2 separate regions of the Homo sapiens genome follow, and region 2 is linked to region 1. A link is a loop called in an ENCODE intact Hi-C map of the cell type or tissue named here. Cell type or tissue: Calu3. All regions are shown on one strand. Links, peaks and the distances in the headings refer to the core of each region. The heading gives the core; the rest is flanking DNA.

Evidence for each region. A loop is a pair of places that touch in the nucleus more often than their neighbours do. Peaks named below come from ENCODE experiments on the same cell type or tissue, not always from the same donor. Only the 100,000 strongest peaks of a DNase experiment are listed, where the experiment ranks them.
Region 2: it touches region 1 in a loop (3-fold over the local background); 1 of 110 quality-filtered maps calls a loop at or near these places.

The regions. Positions count from the first base shown.
Region 1 is chr6:132,612,444-132,616,845 of GRCh38, forward strand. It overlaps a transcript of TAAR5 not described here. Among named protein-coding and RNA genes, the nearest start is that of TAAR2, 9.6 kb to the right of the region's middle. In Calu3, for the core only: no CTCF peak of the experiment used is centred there; DNase peaks (open chromatin) are centred at 468 and 2,318.
Region 2 is chr6:132,685,537-132,689,938 of GRCh38, forward strand. The region is part of intron 5 of VNN1 (vanin 1); the gene reads right to left. Among named protein-coding and RNA genes, the nearest start is that of VNN1, 26 kb to the right of the region's middle. In Calu3, for the core only: no CTCF peak of the experiment used is centred there; a DNase peak (open chromatin) is centred at 1,915.

The DNA.
Region 1 (4,402 bases), core at 335-4,334:
TGCTGATGGTATTCTTATAAAATAACCCCTCCCAAAGTAGCATTTAGACAGGAGGAGCTGAGAGATTTTGTGTAGATATAATTTACTGATCCTATAGCATGAGAAAACCAGAGATTCTGAGTCTGGGCAGAGATAGTGTTAGTAGAAGAAAACAAAAGTGGAAGTATTTCAGCTAAATGCAGTTGGGAGGTGCTGCTGCTAGTGGCATGACACCCCTCCGTGTCCCATTAAGGTGTGAAGATGGGGTTGTCTTGGCTCTTTTCAGTCCCATATGTAATGTTTGCACCTTATCTACCACTTAGAGGAGTTGGGGATTTTCTTCCAGTTAAAACTCACATACTCTCAAAGATAAAAGGAAATTTTCTGTTGCAGAATACAGACTTGCAGTTAAACTCATACAGTATTTAAGTCCATGAATACATACGCAGTTAATGATTACACAGGGGACTCTGCCACACCCTAGTTGCCCCTATGACCTTATTGATCACAGTCACGACATTTAAGCAACCTCACATGGGTCTTACATATAAGTAACTGTTCCATGTTTTAAGTATTGGGATGATTCTATAAGATGTTTCAACATGCGATCAAATCTTTCACTATGTGCAACTTCCTATACACATAAGGGAAAATTCATATACTTTCAGAACTGGAGAAGTCCATAAACGAAATATTTACAAAGATATATTATGTGATGCAGTTTCTAGCCTCATCGTTATCTTAACATTCCACAGTGGGGCATCTGTCTAGTAAGAACACAATGAGGCTCACAATAACCAGCTCTAACAAACTAACAATGTTCTTTTGGAAAACTGTATTCTAATTTCCAGATAACTGATTTGCAAATAAACTTTTACTGTTTCATAACCTGTTTATACGTTCAAAGTTGACATGCAGATCTTTGCGGCCATTAACATTGTTCCTGCCTTCCTCCCTGCTTTTCCTCATAAAAATTATGCTAGCTCCTTTAATTTTTTTATGGAGGCCAACAAAATTTTTATGTTATCTATTATGTTGAATCACATAGCCTCTATGGAATTCTCATTTTTTAAAGTTACAAATGTTCAAATATTAATAATTACAAATAATTTCCCACTGGGACCTTTTCCTTTTCCTCCTCAAGTTTTAGTTTTAAGCACTGACTAAGGTTGGCATATCTCCAGCCACATACATTTGGAAAAAGTCAGATTTGCAATGCAATATATCATGGAGTTAATACTTGTTGAAGAGAATCTTTGATTGTCTGGACACATTCATTTTAGTAGGAGGCAGAGATGACTTAATAGCAACACCAAGTTAGGAATCTAATTTTCACAGCCTTCCAGGATGAATACCATATAACTTGTAGTAGACTACAATCTGGTTCTGAGCATAGAGGCAAGCATTTGTACATGTGCTCTACATGGCACCAAATAAAAGTGACACTACTGCCATAAAATATGTTCTCCTCTTCTAGGATCCACCTATTTGGGCAAAGAACTTAACAATTGCCATTGCCACCTATGTATGTATGTACAAGCATATAAATAAATGTAAATTATAATTTCCTTTCAGTTTTCTTTGTTGGAAAAACAGATAAGAAAGATCAGCAAAGGAAGATATGAGCTATTAGTGTTCCACTTCTTCAATATATTAACTCAAATTACATGTACAAAGAAGCAGATTTTTAAAGGTTTCTCATTTGAACACAAATTTGGATAATGTCATAAATAATTCTCCTTTAAATTCTAACAGCCCTAGGGCTCTTGGAATTTAAGACTGAAATCTAAAATTATTGATACATAATGCCAAAGAGGAAAGTGCATTTTAGCATTGTTGAAATACCTAACTACATTTACTGAATCATGTCTCGCATAGTTCTTGTACTTTGCAAAAGTATTTTATATGCCACTATATAAAAATTTACCAACCTTGTCAAATGAATTTTGATGGAAAATTTAAGACCTTTTACCAGAAAATTATAATGATTGTTTTTTAGTTAAAAACTATCTTCTCAATTGCAACCCATTTCAACAATTTCTGATTCTTTATAAAATACAACTATCACTATTCAATTATTTTGAAGAAGAGAATAAATCAGCAATAATTTAAAAAGATTAGAACATTTCCAATTCTTTTTATTGACCCAGTACCTTCCCTTTCCTGAAAAGTTAGTTGTGAATCAATGACCGTCCTCTTGTGGCTTTGCAGGTGCGACATCAGGAAATTCCAGAAAGTTTAGTGTAGAGGATTAAGGTATATGATTCATATATAAGTTTGCTTCTGCTCTCAGGAGAATTGGAGTAGAGAACTCAGATCCAGGAGCTTCCAGATAGGCACTAACTGTGGAGCCCCAGTGGGACTGCTCTTTTAACTTTCTCAAGGGATATTGAAATACCCTGGGTTTTTTGTTCGTTTGTTTGTTTTGGTTTGGTTTTGGTTTTGGTTTTGGTTTTCTTTGAGACAGAGTCTCACTCTGTCGCCAGGCTGGAATACAGTAGTGCGATCTCAGCTCACTGCAACCTCCGCGTCCTGGGTTCAAGTGATTCTCCTGCCTCAGCCTCCCAAGTAGCTGGGACTACAGGCACACACCACCACGCCCAGTTAATTTTTGTATTTTTAGTAGAGACAGGGTTTCACTGTGTTGGCCAGGACGGTCTCCATCTCTTGACCTCATGATCCGCCTACCTGGGCCTCCCAAAGTGCTGGGATTACAGGCATCTCTGTGTGTTTTTAATGACCCAGTTTGTTTTATTTTTTTCCAAATGAAAGGCAATTTTATATCTGATTTCATGGTCATTCTGGAAAGATTAAGTACAGAAGTTTCCGTATATTGAAAATACACAGGTTTGTGGGCTCAATTAAATGCTGGCTAATATCCAAGGGAGGAATAATTGTCTGAATCATAAAATGTTTCTGTTTACACTTTGATTCCTGAATGTAACAAGAAAGTATTGGGATGTGAGAGAATTTTTATTTTTACTTCAGTGATTTGTACAAATTTGAATTTTGAAAATCTTTATTTAAAAAAAAAGCCAGTTAAAATGTCACAAATATGAAAAAAATTAAAAAGTTCAGTAAACAAAGAACACAGAATCCAGGGTAAACCACTAAATCCCCCAGGCTCAGTTTTCACATCTGTAACTTACTACAAAATTCTCGGTGTTGAGGAACATGATTTTACTAATCCTGGGAAATGAAGACAGAGTGAATGGTAGAAGGAAGCCAGTATACAGGACACTGGATCACTCTGTCATCCTCACTAGAACACAGCAGGGTGATTATGTTTTGAAACATAAAAGGACATTGAAAAGGTACTGACAGATTTACTTTCATAACCACACCTGGATATAACTACTCTCTTCTTGAAAACTCACAATTTTCATTGCTATAATGGAAATGAAGAAATTAAACAAGGAATATTTCAGTGAAACACAGTTCACTACCATGTATAAACACACACACACACACACACACACACACACACACACGAGATATAACTGAAAATAAAACTTCATGAGGCTATACTTAGCCTCGGTGCAAGTGATATATTTTGATACTATCTATTTTCTTCTATTCTAATTTGCTTTTCATTAAAAATATTGTTCACAGCCAGTGGTATGCTGGAACCACCCATGATTATTTTCAAGAGAAGTTTTTTAACATTTCAGGACATTACATTTATAGGTTAAAATCACTCATAAGGAAAGATTTTTTAAATGTATATACCATGGAAATCATCAAACTCTACAAATTAGGACTGTTCTTTTTAGAGCCCAGTGTTGAGCTTAAACCAACACATCACTGGTCACAGCCCATCAGTTATTAATGAGTCTCAACCTAAAGTTAATAATTTTCTTCTTTATTTCTTCCTCTCATTCCTCTGTTATTAAAAAATACATGTATAAATATCAAGCAAAAAGGAATGATGGATTGAAAACAAAACTTTAGTAGATATTCCACATTTATTAAAACACCAGAACACCAAATAGCAATACAAAATGTGGATGAGCCTACGGAGGAAAGGAAGACACTGGACAGAGTTCTACTGTATGTAACATGGGAACTAACCAGCTGCTGTGATTAGGATGGCTCCTGAATGAAAACCTGCCTGGAGTCTGTCGCCCCAGTTACTCAGTTTGCCATTTCTTCTTTTAGTTAAGAAACGTTTGTTCTCACAACAGCAGAATCTAGTAAAGGCTTAACTCTCAGCTAACACATAACTGACTCCTGGAAGAATATGAGTTTTTGAAATTGTTATTTCCATATTTACTTACCTATCATTTTTAGTTGCTGATGCTTCAAAGTACATCTGGTAAGATACTGAGGAACAAAAATGAAATGGGAATATCACACAAAGTGTCTGTGGTGGGGAGGGAGACAAGCAGTTCCCAAGCTCAGCCTATGTTTTGACCCCTTTTGA
Region 2 (4,402 bases), core at 224-4,223, 73 kb after region 1:
AGGAGGATAGACCACAACACAGTTTTAAAAACTAGGATGTTGATACAAAAAGTAGTAATTGATTCAGCAGACCCAAGAAAACCAGGTCCTAAACTAGCAGTAGAAAGAGCCAAGAATCCCTATCTACACTGCAAAGCACTCAAATTAATCACTGGGACTGCTCTATACCTAGAGCTAGGAGTAAAGTTGTGGCAGTCAAAGGAAAATAAATGAGCAGAAAGTTGTGAAGGATGCCTTGGATACTAAGTCCTCCAAAAAACCAGATAACTGATCCTCCCCTACTCCAGTAAATAACGGAGAATGTTTCCAGAGAGGGTAAAGTGGATGGTCTTTAGATGAAAGTTTAAGAGACATAGTTGAAGGGGATTACCTGAATAAATAACACTGAATGTTGAAAACGTTCCCCCTCCACCCCCACCCACACCTTGCAAGGCCATTTTCCTCACTTGGATCCCTAATGCTGTCAGCAAGGATTTATCTTTCAGGAATAGGGTTGCCAGGTAAAACACAGGACAAGACTCCCAGTTAAATGTGAAGTTCAGATACACAACAAATAATTTTTTAGTATAAGTATGTCTTAAATATTGAATGGGACATACTTACACTTTTTAAAAAAAATGTTTATCTGGGCTGGGAGCAGTGGCTCCCACCTGTAATCCCAGCACTTTGGGAGGCCGAGGCAGGCGGATCACTTGAGGTCAGGAGTTCGAGACCAGCCTGGCCAACATGGGGAAACCCCATCTGTACCAAAAATATAAAAAATTAGCTGGGAGTGGTGGCATGAACCTGTAATCCCAGCTACTCGGGAGGCTGAGGCAGGAGAATTGCTTGAACCCGGGAGGCAGAGGTTGCAGTGAGCGGAAATCATGCCACTGCACTCCAGCCTTGGCAACAGAAAGAGACTCTCTCAAAAAAAACAAAGTTTATCTGAACTTCAAATTTACCTGGAGATCCTGTATTTTTATTTCCTAAATTAGGCAACTGATTCAAGAAGGAAATTAGAAGAATCTTGAAACCTGGGAGACCTGACCATCCCAAGAGGAAGTCTCCAAAGACACTTACCTCCGATTTCCCCGCAGCAAAAGGTCCAGCTAGATCATTCTATCATGAAGCTCAAAATTGGCAAGTGTTACTCACATGGTCAGAATTTTCTATGAGTTTTTGGTAATCCCCAAGAGTTACCAGACATGTGAGAAAAACTTATTGCATGAAAAAGCAAATAAAAAAGCAGATAAAAGCAACTTGAAGGAAGCAGGGGGGAGGAGCTTCAATAAAAAATTTCCTAAATAGCCTCAGAGAGAGAAGAAAAAATAATACATGCACAAAACAACAATAAGTGTTGAAACTCCGAAGACAAGAAAAAAGAGTTCTTGGAAATTAAGAACATGTTAACAAAAATAAAAGATTCAGTACAAGATTTGGAAGATCAAGAGGAGGAAATCTCTCAGAAAGTAGAGGAGAAAAATAAAGTAGTAAAAAATAGCAGAGAAAATGTCGGAAAATTAGAGCCCTAATCCAAGAGGCAGAAGATCCCAATAATAAGAGTTTCAGAAAAAGAGAAAAGAAAATAGAAAGGAAGAAATTCTGCATGCATTCTGGGGAAGGTGTGGAATGAGGAATACACATACAAAGAATCAGGAATCAGAAGAACTTCAGAATTCTCAATAGCAACGTAAGATGGGAGGATATAAATACATTCACAATCCTGAAGAAAAGTCATAACCACCTTTGAATTCCATGCCCAGGGAAATACTTAACTAAATTTAAGAGGAAAGGCAGTTTCAGACCAGTGAGTCTCAAAAATCTTGCATCCCGATCACTCTCTTTCCGGAAACTGTTAACAACAAGAAAGAGGGCACAAGCCCAAAACAAGGAAGACGGGGAACAGAAAACAGGAAATCCACACAGGGAAGTGGTAAAGAAAAATCTTCACCATGAGGATAAAGGGAGATTCCAGGATGACTCCTATCGTATACAAGGCATGGAGAGCAGCCAGTTCAGATTAGAGCAATGTGACTAGACAGCGTTGACTACAACAGAACAAAGGAGCAAATAAAGGTAGAAGGAGAAAAACAGAGAACCTAAAACAAGGAAATAGCTAAGAGAGCATTCCTAGGATGACAGTAAAGGAAATCTCAATATGACAACTGTGCAGAATGACTAGAGGGAAACCAGTGCAGAGAAAGGTTATTATTTTTAGCTCAAGATAAACTTATGAAAATGATATTGTGGAAAAATTATTCTGAGATGCTGTTGGAAGATATGGGGTTTTAACAAAAAGTCAAAGAAAATTAACGAAATTTAAAAAAATAAGGCAATTAATAACTTTAGGAAAAACAAAGAAAAACTATAAAAGCAAAACTCTGAGTGATGTTTGCAATGACATACTGATATAAACAAAATTATGCATATTTGCTATAAAATGCTTGGAAAATCTGTGTGGCAAGATAGGGGTTTATTTCACTTTTACCTCTCTTTGTGTCTCTTCCCTTGGTTTGGAGGTAGCTTTTGGTGATAATCGAGATTTTTCAAGCATAATATATCATCACAGTTAGACTATGAAAAATTATAAATATAATATTATACCAAAATTCCTTATCTTCAATACAAAAATCCAAAATCTTCTGAAAATAAAGGATTTTTGTAACCCACTGGCACATTGGCATTAAGACCTAACTTGAATTAACATAAGGCTATAACATTTTTATTCAAGCTATTTAAGGTGAATAATCCCATGTTTTCCAATAGATATATTAATATGTTTGATTCTGGGTATTTTCCCAGACTCTGCTGGTAATATCAAGTAATATGTATTATTATCTTTAAATAGGAAGATTCCAAAACATATCTGGTACCAATCGTTTAGATGAAATATCACCGTCTAGCAAGATAAACAGAAAGCTTGGTTTTACTTGACAAAGCTAACCTACCTCACAACACTAAGAAAGAACTTCCCACAACTCTCTTTAGGTAGAGCCAAGACTCTGGAGGAGGTAAAAAGGTAGGAAAAGATTGAGGAGGCAGGAAGGAAAAGGAGGGAAGAAGAGCTAAGAGATTACTCTCTTGTTTTGTGACCAACTTTTTTTAACTTAAAAATAATACATCACAATTTATATTTTAATTTTAAAAATTTATATAGCAATATAATACCATATGAATGTCACATATATAAGGCTATATATGTTAATATAACATATGGTATATGGTAATAATTTTATGGCAATAAATGTTCTTCTACAATATGATTCATTTAATTTCCAGTTGTTGGACATTTTGTACCTGTGTTCATGATACTATTTTTCCCTCTTTCCTCCAGCACCTTGGAACACTGAGTAGGAGTAATGATTCCTTGTATATTTTATTTTATTTTGAGACAGAGTCTCACTCTGTTGCCTAGGCTGGAGTGCAGTGGCACAATTTCAGCTCACTGCAACCTCTATCTCCCAGGATCAAGCAATTCTCCTGTCTCAGCCTTCCAAGTAGCTGGGATTGCAGGCGCCTGCCACCATGCCTGGCTAATTTTTGTATTTTTAGTAGAGACAGGTTTCACCATGTTGGACAGGGGTCACAAACTCCTGATCTCAGATGATCTGCCCGCCTTGACCTCCCAAAGTGCTGGGATTACAGGCCACTGCACTGGACCTGATTCCTCTCATATTTTATGTATTTTTTCCTTTTGTAGCTCTTTCTCTTAGACCTACAAAGGCAATCAAGGCTCTCTCGTTTGTTGAGAAACACACACACACACATACACACATACACACACATTTCTCCTGACCATGAGTCTCTGTTAAACCATTGTCTTGCTTCTCTTCTTCTTGTCTCAGATAAGATTTCTTGGGGAAAAAAGTGCATTCACTTCCCTTTGACTTTTCAACCCAATATAATCTGCCCATCATCCTATCATTATGAGCTCAGAAAATTCTGCCAAAATTATACTCAAAAATGCTAATAATGGTCAACGTATTGTGTTAATACACCTCATGATTTCTTTCCTCCAAGAGTCTCTACTTCCTTGGCATCTACCAGATGTTCTCTTTTTAAATTTTCCTTTATTTCTTAATTGTATTTGCAGGTTTCTTGTCCTCTGTCCTTTCCTGCCCCAAATACCGAAGCTCCCAAAGGTTCTACTTTGTCAATAGTTCTTTACTGTCAGTACAGTCTCCTTTGTCGTATCATTCACTGTTGTTTGCTTAATTGCCCCTTGTATCTTGCTGATTTTTGAAACAATATTTCTAATTCTAGTATCTCCCTTAAGCATCAGACCAAAGTATTCAACAGACAACTGGCTGGGTCCAGCTGAATGTCTCATAACTACTTCAAAACCAGCACATCTATAACTGAACTCAGCCTCTACCCACTGTCAGTGAGTCTGCTCCTCTCTTGCCTCCTGATCTGTCAG